3 separate regions of the Homo sapiens genome follow, and regions 1 and 3 are each linked to region 2. Evidence: chromatin contacts called from ENCODE Hi-C or POLR2A ChIA-PET data. All regions are on one chromosome and are shown on one strand. The core of a region is the stretch at or near the end of the contact, and the rest is flanking DNA. Distances in the headings are between cores, read along the strand shown. Region 1 has its middle 46 kb from the start of RALGAPA2. Region 2 overlaps RALGAPA2 (Ral GTPase activating protein catalytic subunit alpha 2). Region 3 has its middle 68 kb from the start of RALGAPA2.

Region 1 (4,064 bases), core at 230-2,729, 90 kb before region 2:
ATGCTGATGTGGCTGCCTCTGGGGGGGTCCTGGAGAGGGACAAGACAGCCTTTCAGGAGCTTGAAACATTCTATGTCTTGTTGGTTTCATGGCTGTAGACATGTCTAAAATTTATCAAGCTGTGTATTTGCAATTTTTGCCCTTTGCTGTATACAGGTTATAACTTAAAAAAAAAAAAAAAAGAATTCAGCAAAAAATCACCAGGTACACACTGGTAGCTTAAGACTACTATTTTGTAAATAATTTATCTATAATTTGGAATTATTCTTTAATATTTTAGGGGTCTCTGAAAACACAAAAAAGATAATCCATGAATAGTTTGATCTATACTTAGAGAATAAATGATTTGGGTGACTAATGAATCAATTTGCTTTATTATTTATTTATTTATTATTTTTGAGGCAGAGTCTCACTCTGTTGCCAAGGCTGGAGTGTACTGGTGCAATCTCGGCTCACTGCAACCTCCACTTCCCAGGTTCAAGCGATTCTCGTGCCTCAGCTACCTGAGTAGCTGGGATTACAGGCATGCACCACCACACCTGGCTAATTTTTGTATTTTTAGTAGAGATGAGTTTTTGCCGTGTTACCTGGGCTGGTCTCAAACTCCTGGCCTCAAGAGATTTGCCCACCTTGGCCTCCAAAAGTGCTGGGATTACAGACATGAATCACCATGCTCGACCAAATCAATTTGTTTTAAATGAATCTCTCAAAATGAACAATAATGAAGCGGCATGATCTTTGCTTAACCTGATTTATTTCTCAGTTATGTGGATAGTAATCTCACTGTTAAAGTTATTTGATATCAATGATTTGGGCCATAGAGAATGTTCCATGGCACTATATGTTTAATTACCTTTATTGTTCATATGCCCATATCTAATTAGAAATAATCATCCTGTAATATCTTCTTGTACATATTTGCTCAGATATTATCTTGTGAGGAACAGGTTGATTAACATTTTTCTTTCAATATGTTTTCGTAGTTTTCTTCATGGTTTTCTGCAAAACATCAGGTGTGTTTCTAAAAATACATCTATTTGTTGTTGTGTTCTGGTTGTTGGATGGAAAAAAGTGTTGACAAATTATTAAATTATTCTCAAAGCTATAATTATTATAATTTCTTTTGCAGCAATCCATTTGAAAGGAAAGAAGTGTCACAGCCCCTGATTTACCAGCGAACAAAAAACACTTGTTAATAAATCTTCTGCACAAAGAGCACTGGAACGTTTTGTTTATTTTCAATTGCATGCACAATGACTGTTTCCAGTTTATTTTTTTTAACTTCTGCCCTAGAGTCCTGGCACTGAATAAAGCTCAGATACACAAGAAAACAAGGAAGTGACTGATAAAATCATGTCACAAAGTCCAGAGCTAGGTAGTTTATTCTGTCCGTAAAGACTATAAAAACTTGGCCTGGTGCAGTGGCTTATGCCTGTAATTCCAGCACTTTGAAAGGCTGAGGCAGGCGGATCACTTGAGGCCAGGAGTTCAAGAGCAGCCCAGGCAGCATGGAGAAGTCCCATCTCCACGAAAAATACAAAAACTAGCCAGGCGTGGTGGTGCATGCCTGTAATCCCAGCTACTCAGGTGGCTGAGGCACGAGAATTGCTTGAACCCGGGAGGAAGAGGTTCCAATAAGCTGAGATTGGGCCACTGCAGTCCAGCCTGAGCAACAGAGTGAGACTCTGTCTCAAAAAACAAACAAATAAGCAAACAAAACACAAAACAAAACAAATGAACAAACAAAAATCATAAAAACTCTTGTTTGTGGTCATGTTTGGTGGGATTCCACCACCTGGACTGGACAAATCCCCATCTTCCTAAATCACAGGTTAGGCTCCCAGAGGTTGGGTGATCTATAGCAGGCACTGTCAGCACTCTGTCTAGAATTTTTTTTTCTTTTTTTCTGAGACAGTCATGCTCTGTAGCCCAGGCTGGAGAGCAATAGTGTGATCTCAACTCACTGCAACCTCTGCCTCCCGGGTTCAAGCAATTCTCCTGTCTCAGCCTCCCGAGTAGCTGGGATTACAGTCACGTGCCACCACACCCGGCTAATTTTTGTATTTTTAGTAGAGACAGGGTTTCACCTTGTTGGCCAGGCTGGTCTCAAACTCCTGACGTCGTGATCTACCCGCCTTGGCCTCCCAAAGTGCTGGGATTACAGGCGTGAGCCACCACACCCAGCCCACTGTGTCTATATTTTCTTGAATGCCTTTTCACTGTGTTTGTGTGCCACTCCCCTTACTCCCCACCAACACTTCAAACTTGGGTGTGCTTTCCTTCCAACAGCCTGATCTACGCTCTTTGGAGGTATGTTCTTCCACTACTGGAACAATTTTGTGCAAATGTAAACATTTTGTGCAAATGTGCAAATAACTTGGAGTGCTGGGAAGTTACTCCTCCAGTGATTATTGGGTGCTGGGAGCTCAGCTCCCTGTCTCAGGGTGCAATTCTGAGGTGTGACTTACATCCCAGAGTCCTTTGCAGGATCAGGCTGAAGTCATACTTTGCAGGACTTTGCTAGACCCTGCAACCTTGCTTAGCTTCCTCCCTGTCCCTTTCTGCTTTCCCATTTCTTTAGTGTGTCCCTGGGGGGCACTCCCTTAATCAATCACTTTCACACAAATATTAATCTTAGGGGCTGGGCATGGTGGCTCATGCCTGTAATCCCAGCACTTTGTGAGGCCAAGTCGGGAGAATCACTTGAGGCCAAGAGTTTGAGACCAGCTTGGGCAGCATAGTGACACCCTGTCTCTACAAAAAAAACAAAACAACAACAACAATACAAACAAAAATGCAAAAATTAGCTGGGCATGGTGGTGCACACCTGTAGTTCTAGCTACTCGGGGGCTGGGGCAGGAGGATCACTTGAGCCCAGGAGGTCGGGGCTGCAGTAAGCCAAGCTTGCATCACTGCACTTTGGCCTAGGCGGTAGAGAGAGAGACCTTGTCTCAAAAAAAAAAAAAAAAAAATTAATGTTAGAATTTGCTTCTGGGGAACCTGAATTAAGATATGACGCTGAATCCTAATCTGTAATCTCCTTCGTGGGTTTCATGCATGCTATGTCATTATCAATATTTGAGGGGGATCAGGAGCTGGTCTGCTCACTGTTACCTCTTTTCTCCACCCTTTTCTGACTTGCAAAAATTCACTACTGCTCTAACTCCTTACACTCCCTTTTACACATTCAGCACCTTCAGGCTGTCAACAATTGCATGGTAGGTTGTGCATACCTTCAAAATGGCCTTTAGTGCAAAAAAGTTGGAACCACGAGTTGCCTACCTAATTCAGCTCTGCTGGGTGGGGGACGTAAACATAAATCCTTCCAATCAAGTTGGTGCAAATCCAGTGTATTAATTATTCCAGTTATTGTTACTGCAAAGCAGCATAGCTAGTTGAAATATAAGGCAATTTCTTACTACTCACACATTTAAAATATATGCAATGAAGAAATAAACCAGATTTCTGCCCATTTTTCACTCCATGTGCACGACTGCAAATGTAATAGTGAAAACTATTTCAGCCCTTTTGGAAAACCGCAGTCAAACATTCTCTCATAAGGCGTGTTCCTGAATTTACAATATTCCTTAATATAGGTGTTCCATTACCAATTCAAGTTTGATGAAGCCCAATAGACCCCGTTTTACAATCTTGTTTGCCATGTCTTAGACAAAGAGAATTCTTACTTTTGTAGTTACTTCTAAAATCTCCCTGGAATAATAAAAAGGAATAATTAGACGTTAGTGTAAATCATTCAGCTTCTATTTTTGTAAATACATTTAAAAATAATTGACCAATCAAGTAACTAAGTTCCCGAGATTATAGCAGATGTTGCTTGCCTAAAAGTAGGACACAAAAACAGGACCATTCTTCCAAACATAGTACTTTTTTCTCACAACTCAAGGATTAAAACAGAACTAGGCAGTTGCGTTATTAATCACTGTGACAAACTGTTTTTTTGGAGGTAGCATTCTTGATAATTCAGGAGGCAGTTCTTATCCTCGACCCCACACCCGTGGCCATGAGGATAGGATAAAAGTGATGTCAAAGCATGGAGACAATCA
Region 2 (4,077 bases), core at 1,224-3,723:
GGGATGCACTGAAAGGGAACCTTGGAAAAGGAAACAGTAGTTTTTAGATGTAGAGTATTGGAGACATTACAGTATTCTGATAAAGTAAGTGATGTGCAGTGAAGGCCACCAGCCAGTCCAGGTCATGGTCTCAGGCAGTGAGCAGACCTTTTTGCCTGCCTTCCTCTCTAGTGGGAGCACTTGTACCTTTTGGAAGTTGACTCCAGCTGCCTTTGCCTGTAGCTTCAGATATGTACACCACTTAGAGTTTCTGTTGGTTCATGGAGTTGTTTATCATATTTTTTTTTTTTTTTTTTTTTGAGACGGAGTCTTGCTCTGTCGCCCAGGCTGGAGTGCAGTGGCTTGATCTTGGCTTACTGCAACCTCTACCTTCTGGGTTCAAGCAATTCTTCCTGCCTCAGCCTCCTGAGTAGTTGGGACTACAGGTGCCTGCCACCGTGCCCGGCTAATTGTTATATTTTTTAGTAGAGACAGGGTTTCACCATGTTGGCCAGGCTGGTCTTGAACTCCTGACCTCAGGTGATCCATGTGCCTCGGCCTCACAAAGTGCTGGGATTACAGGCATGAGCCACTATGCCTGGCCTATCATACTTTTTTTTTTTTTTTTACTATGGTTATGACTCTTACTGTACTTTAAAAACCATATTTCATCCATCATTGCTTTGTCTTTCAAATGGAGATGTGGGGATGATGATGTGGGACTCCACAACATGAATTTACATTTACCATCTTAACCGGAATCTACATGTTTTACATGGGCTAGTCTGTTTAATCCTTTCCTTCTGAAGTAGGTTTGGTCTTCCCAGTTTTTATGAATGAAATGTTGGAGGCTTTGTAGGGTTAGGTGACTTGCCCAAGGGTGCACACTTAGTAAATGGGAGAGTAGGGATTTAACCTTTAGTCTAACTCTAGAACCTATTATTCTAACTTACTGGCATGCTGCCTACCACTTAGGAGTGTTGGTATTCTTTCTAAGCTGTATTCCATAGGCTGTCTATATCAACATATACTATTCTTTACAATTCATTTATTCATCAGACACATTTATTAGGTATGCACTGTGTCAGACACACGTAGGTGCTGGAGATACAACAATGAGCAAGGTAGCCAGAGCCTCCCGTCCTCATGGAGTATAAATTACCATTTCGTGGTGAGCGGAAGAGTCTACTGGTAAGAATGAATTCATGTCAGAGCTCCAGTAATGACCTTCTGAATCACAGAAAATCCTGAATGGTTCTTTTCAGAAGTGATATTTTGGTGATGGTTCTTGAATTAGTTACCTGCATAAGGGAAAGGAGAGTTGGTGTAGAAACACAAGGTACTTGGTGAATGGGTCTCAAGATCAAATAATTCACATTGAGAACCTTCTGGATTCAAGCTTGACAGGTTATTTTAATGGTACCTGAGATTCGTTTTAATCAGGTGTGGTAAGGCACAGAAACATGAAAATGATTGTTATGAAGGAAGAAGTTTTAATTATGCTCACAGGCCTCTAGAAACAGACATGTCACACAGAGCCAAACAGGGAAGCACCAAGGCAAAATCAGTACGCAAAGAGGAAAGGGAGCGACAGAGACAGAACTGAGGGCAGGAGCTTTTATTGTGTTTTTTTGCAGGAAGGAATGGGCAAGGCCAGGTAAGTAAACTACATAGGCTTAGGACTGGATAGTTTGAATAATTTCAGCTGACAGGGCTGTAGGGGTAGCTCCTGGTTGTCCAGCACCTGGCCCCTGGATGATTGAGGGGAGGGGGATAGAGTCCATAAAAGGATGTGGTTGGGGTTACGGATTTGGGATTGGTTGGTTTGCATATCAGAAACATGCTCTGAGCCACTATCTTTGGGAATTTGCTAACCCTTGGAGGGGCATCCTTCCTATGTCATTGAGGCCCCAGATGTCAGCACATCAAGAATACAGAGAATAAGACAATATAGTTAATTCAGAGATACTGTTTCAAGCTTTCTGCCATGTTGTATGCCATCCCCTTTTACTAGAGAAATAGAATAGTTTGGAGTTATACATGTATGTTTTAGAAAGTTTATAGAATTTGATATTTCCTCACCCTCCCACACTCCAATTAAAATACATCGACACAAGAGGCTTAATTTCAAAACGTAAACATGTTCTGGCATTGGAGTGCCACTCATTTGGATGTTCTTCAAATATCACAGGATTTGAAATCACAGATAAACAGATTCTTTATTCTAAATTTTATTTAAATTACCCCACTATATTAAACCCTGTTTCTATCTTGTCATTAGCCTTCCTAGAGACCTGAATGAGTTCTTTATAGTCTGTAAAGTGTGGCCCAGGCTGGTCTAACACTCACAGTCCTCTCCCTGGCTCTCAGTGTAGCTCTTCTTCATATTTTGTGGTTACTCTGTGGAAGTGCTCTGTCGGGCTAACACTGCCCCTTTATCTCTCTTTGCATAGTTTCACTTCTGCCTCTTAGTTTATTCAGTTCTCTTTTCAGGGACTGCCCTTAGCTCTTCTCCCCATCTGGCCCATTCTCTCAGGACCTGTTTAGACCCACCAATTTCTCCTGGCAACTCCTGCTGGAAGTGCTCATTCTTTCCTTTGGACTCATATAATAGCCCTGCCTTGTGTTATCATTTGACTGTGGCTGGATATCCATAGTTATCCCTTAATGTGGCTATGCCTTAGTTTCCTAATGAGAGTGTAAAAACTCTAACTCCATGTTTTTTATGTGCATTTTTGTACATATTTTTGAGTGGAAGAGGGACAAGGACATATAAAATGAACAAGAAAAGCAAATTCTTCCAAAGCCAACAACCGTGACTTAACAATCCTTTGTTACTTTTTTCTTTTCTTTTCTTTTCTTTTTTTGAGACACAGTCTCGCTCTGTTGCTCAGGCTGGAGTGCAGTGGCACTATCTTGGTTCACTGCAACCTCCGCCTCATGGGTTCAAGCAATTCTCCTGCCTCAGCCTCCCAAGTAGCTGGGACTACAGGCACCTGCCACCATGCCTGGCTAATTTTTGTATTCTTAGTAGAGATGAGATTTTACCATATTGGTCAGGCTGGTCTCAAACTCCTGGCCTCAGGTGATCCATGTGGCTAGTGGCTACTGTATTGGACAGGGAGGCTCTAGAGTCCTCCAGTAGAGCCGTATCTCATCGTTTGAAAGACCACTTTTCATTGTTAAACATGGTTAAATCCTTAGTATCTTGTACATCTGTATCCTTGTAATGCAGGGGACTTTGACTTAAGGTTTAGGATTTTACTGAAATGGTTTCTCTGGGCTTCTTCTTATTACCAGAGTGCCCTTGGCTGAGGGGAATGAGCATTTACCTCCACAGGTTGGAGAAGCATGGCTCCAAAGTGACCCTCTGCAAACAGAATTGAAAAGCCATGCACAATGTCATTCTACTGTTTTCATGCATTTTTTAAAATGAAAATAATGTTAAATAAAGGCTAGCCAAATTCCTTAGGACTTCATCTCCCCACCACACCTTCAACCTTTCTCCATCTGTTTCCCCTTCAAGATAAAGAAAACAGTTTCAGTGCACTCCAGGATGATGCACCATGTCTCTTTCTCACCCGTCCTTTGGTAGGAGATTCTTATTTGAGAAGCATTGGTGGAAGAGGCAAACTGCAGCAGGTGAACCACACAGCAAGTGCAGATGACATGTGGGTTTCTTCTAGGACATACAGAGAAAGAAAAATAATATTGTGGATGCTAGCTTTTGTTTTTCCTTTGGTATTGAAATTTGATTGCTTGCGATTTATTACACGCCTATATGTACTGACTCCCTTCCTTCTCTGCAGTTTGGTGTTATGCTGGATTGGATGGCTGGACTCAGCATGTGCACAGTCTGGGTGTAGTTATGTTTGGGATTCATAATTTGACCAGTGGTGAATCCAGGGATGTAGTGGAATCTATGTCTTACTTTAATGGAATTCAGCACTGGGTCTCTTGTTCTTCATTGCTCCAGGTGAGCTTATATAGATAGTGGATTTAGCCCCTAATTTTTTTCCTTAGAGTAGGGGAAAAGAATTTTTAATGATTTTCCTGATAATAGTAATATAGCTATATCCAGTACAGTGCCAATAAGAT
Region 3 (3,669 bases), core at 987-3,486, 110 kb before region 2:
GAAAATCAGAAATGTAGATACTTGCAAAAAATCTAATTTTTAAAGTTTGGTAACTTATTCAGATCTATACACATTTTTAAATATATTGCAGGACAAGCTAACAAAACCTGTCTGTGGGTGAGCTCTGGCCCTCAAGACCATGTGTTTGCAGCCTCTGCATAAACTAACTGGAAAAGAGTTAACCCTTGAACTTTCTTTCCTCATAAAAATGTCGCTCTTTGGCAATAACACTTTCCCAAATCTTTTTTGTGTTCTGTTTGACTTACGAGGCATAAATAAAAAGTACATCCTGCCATGTGAACTTCTACCTCCTCCACACGGTAGAAACACTTTCCTGTTTCATCGTTGGATGCTATGGTTTTTGAATCCTTTTTCTTTAAGAACTTGCCTTTATCTCATTCCTTTGGGCCAGAAGCCTACTTTGCTGAGAAAACTTGGCAGGTTATATTAGGAAAGTGCGGAGCCTAGCAAATTCCCCTATCAGCTGCTCTGAAACCCATGACCCCACAGAGCGGAGCCTGTGCTCTGCTATTTCTGCCTGCCCTCGGGAGGACGTTTTATCAAAAAACACATGAGGCACTTCTGGCCTGTATGCCCAAGACAAGTTTATGAGCACCGATTTAAATGGGCATAGGGAATACCTCTTGGTAATAATTGTCTTATTTTATTGTTACCTTGATTGCCAGAACAACAACAAAAAAGGTTTTTATGACTAGTAAAAGGAAAGGGGTTAGCCACTTCTTTCCTCTCCCACTAGGCCAAGAATTCACTTCTCACCCCTTCTCCCTGCTTTCTATTTGTAATTAGGCCATAGATGCTATAATCCAACGGGCTTTATAATTTTACCTCCTGGGAACAGCTACTCAGTTGGGTCATCCTCAGGTAACAGGGGTTTATGCCAAGAAAAGATGAGGAACAAAAGCAACAGGAAAATTAGGAACTCACAGACAGTTGTGCTGAGGGAGGCCTCACAGGGACTGAAATTCAGGACTCCTGTCTGGGACCAAGAGCAGTTCCTGATCCCAGGGGCTCAGTTCCATTGAGGAGACATTGAACCCCCAGCCCACAACAGGAGGAGTTCACCCATCCGCCACCTTTATGGATGCTGGACTGAATCGTGTGCCCCACAAATTCATATTTTGATATGCTAGCCCCCAGAAACTCAGAATGTGACCTTCTTAGGAGTTAAGGCCTTTAAACAGGTAATAAAGGTAAAACGAGGTCACACGGGCAGTTCCTACTCCAATGTGACTGGTGTCCTTAGGAGAAGAGGAGATGAGGACACAGGCACTTGCAGGAGGAAAAGCGTGTGCAGACACATGGAGCAGATGGCCACCTGCAAGCCAATGAGAGAGGCCTGAGAGGAAGCCACCCTGCCCAACGAGAAGCCAACCCCGCCGACAACACCTTGATCTCCAGCTCCAGCCTCCAGCACAGCGAGAACTCCGTTTCAGGGCTCAGCCACTTTTGCCCCTGTTGCTCCGCAGTTACCGCCACCACCCACCATCCTAGCCCCTGAATATCTCTGTGTCCCCACTTGAGCTGACTCAGAACTTCTGCCCCTGCAGAGCACTCCGGTCAACCCTCCTTGCAAGGTGCTGGGTCAGGTGCCCCATCCTGTTGCAACCCTATGTCCAGGAGGTCACAGGATATGCTCTGAAGCCACCTAGGGCTGTCTGCCTTGGCATGAGCTGCAGGAAGGGACTCCCTTCCAAGAAAGAAGTACGTCTATACACATGTGTGTGCATATGTGAAACATGCTTAGGTTGGCACATCCCCACCCTCATTTATCCAAAAGCCAGTTTATTCTAGAAAATGTGAACTAGTCTACAGTGATGATGAGGTGGGGGTTTGCAGTGGGGTTTGAGAAAATTTTAGGGAGGAAAGACATGCTTTGTGATTCGATTGCGTCCATGATTTTGATTATGGCCATGGATTTATGTTTATCTTCCCAAAACTCACGAAATCATACCCATTACAACATGGATGCTGTTTATTGCATTAAATGAAACCTCAATAAAGTTGATTTTTGTTAAAGCCACTTTAGGAAGCTAGTTTCTGGATATTTGGCACCATTGGGGTATGACAGAGAAGTCTGGAGGCTTAGGCCAAGTGCTAGAGAGGGCTCAGAAACCTCCCCTGGCTCAGCCTGTAACATGAACCTGCAGTTTCTCCACCTTCTTGGCTTGGCAGACAGTGCGGTTGGTAGGCAAGGACCGGCTGTGTTGCGAAATGCCGGCACCAACTCCCAGGCAGCTAGAGTGAGCAGCAGAGTCAAATGAAGGTGTTGAGCAACCACTAAAGAGGAAGTCTCAGCTAATTATGGTGATGATTGCTATAGTGGTGATCTGACACCTCCTTTTCAGGGAGTATAAGAAAATACCCTCTGGTCTGAGCCCCTCTTGTTCATCCCCACTGTGTTCAAAAACTACATTTTCTCAAAATTCGATTGCAATTGTAGCTCGGTTTCCATTTTGGAGTGCAAGCTTTGATATCCCCATCAGTACAAGTATTTAATGAGGCAATGTTGCTTGCAACATAACCTGGAAGGAATCCTGCTAGCATCTAGAAGGGACACGCCCAGACCATGCCAAGCCCTGGCTTCACTCTTGCTGGGTTTGGTACATGCTGAGTTGAGCAAGGATAGATGGACCAATTACATTGCTATTAATTAAAAAAAAATAGAGTTTAAAGACACAGAGAATTTTTTTAATGTTTTGAAAACAGAAACAAATATTGATCAGATATTCCTTTTTAATAAACCTCTTATTGAGCTACAGCATAATACAGAAATGTGCACCAATTATAGAGGAACAGCTTTATTGCTGTATAACACAGTATTCTACTCTATGACAGCACCATAATTTATTTATGCATTCTACTCTTGCTGAGTATTTGGATCCTTCCCAGTTTGGGGTGCAGGGGATGACAAGGTAATGCCTTTTCCTCACTCATCACAAGGGTTGTGGCTGACACTCTTCTACCAAAAGACAGGCCAGCAAGAGAAAAAGTATAACACATATGTTTATCCAAGTTTTACATGATATGGGAGACTTCAGAAGTGAAGACCCAAACCCCAGGGAAAACTGTTTCATTTTGCCCTGTTTTGTATGCTAAGTCCGAATAAAGAAGTGGATAGTTGTGGAGAAGCGTGATTGGACAAAAAGTCCAATGATAATAAAAGGGATGGAGTGGGAGAACCCAGCAAAGACCCTTTACTTGTTCAGGTTCTTTCCGTTTTTTTCCTTTCCTTTTCTTTCTTTCTTTCTTTCTTTTTTTTTTTTTTTTTTTTGAGACAGTCTTGCTCTGTCACCCAGGCTGGAGTACAGTGGCGCGATCTAGGCTCACTGCAACCTCTACCTCCAGGGTTCAAGTGATTCTTGTGCCTCAGCCTCCCAAGAAGCTGGAATTACAGGAGTGCACCACCACACCCGGCTAATTTTTGTATTTTTAGTAGAGACGGGGGTTTTACCATGTTGGCCAGGCTTGTCTCCAACTCTTGGCCTCAAGCAATCTTCTCACCTTGGCCTCCCGAAGTGCTGGGATTACAATGCAACTGGCCTTTAATTTTTTTCTTAGATTTATCATTTATTTTTTATCTTTTAATTTTTTACAGTTATTTAAGATTTTTAAAATGTTTGTTCATATTATTGGCCTCTGTGTATACAG

The links. Hi-C counts contacts between places; a loop is a spot of excess contacts on that map. ChIA-PET counts read pairs that join two places held with the same protein, here RNA polymerase II (POLR2A). Pooled maps may share reads with other maps.
Region 1: a map of dorsolateral prefrontal cortex shows a loop between it and region 2 (2.3-fold over the local background). The contact joins two enhancer-like sites. A Hi-C loop is called at or near these places in 2 of 168 maps with a recorded cell type or tissue (dorsolateral prefrontal cortex and endothelial cell of umbilical vein) and 4 of 50 pooled maps. POLR2A ChIA-PET finds 5 or more read pairs at or near these places in 3 of 52 experiments (GM12878, H1 and common myeloid progenitor, CD34-positive).
Region 3: a pooled map shows a loop between it and region 2 (3-fold over the local background). The contact joins two enhancer-like sites. A Hi-C loop is called at or near these places in 1 of 168 maps with a recorded cell type or tissue (gastrocnemius medialis) and 6 of 50 pooled maps. POLR2A ChIA-PET finds 5 or more read pairs at or near these places in 2 of 52 experiments (GM12878 and common myeloid progenitor, CD34-positive).

The regions. Positions count from the first base shown.
Region 1 is chr20:20,756,671-20,760,734 of GRCh38, reverse strand. No RefSeq gene overlaps it. Among named protein-coding and RNA genes, the nearest start is that of RALGAPA2, 46 kb to the right of the region's middle. Within about 2 kb of position 1,479, at least 6 of the 41 ENCODE cell types and tissues checked have a DNase peak (open chromatin) inside an H3K27ac peak, as active enhancers do.
Region 2 is chr20:20,667,172-20,671,248 of GRCh38, reverse strand. All of the region lies in intron 3 of RALGAPA2 (Ral GTPase activating protein catalytic subunit alpha 2), which reads left to right. Among named protein-coding and RNA genes, the nearest start is that of RALGAPA2, 43 kb to the left of the region's middle. Within about 2 kb of position 2,473, at least 2 of the 41 ENCODE cell types and tissues checked have a DNase peak (open chromatin) inside an H3K27ac peak, as active enhancers do.
Region 3 is chr20:20,779,203-20,782,871 of GRCh38, reverse strand. No RefSeq gene overlaps it. Among named protein-coding and RNA genes, the nearest start is that of RALGAPA2, 68 kb to the right of the region's middle. Within about 2 kb of position 2,236, at least 12 of the 41 ENCODE cell types and tissues checked have a DNase peak (open chromatin) inside an H3K27ac peak, as active enhancers do.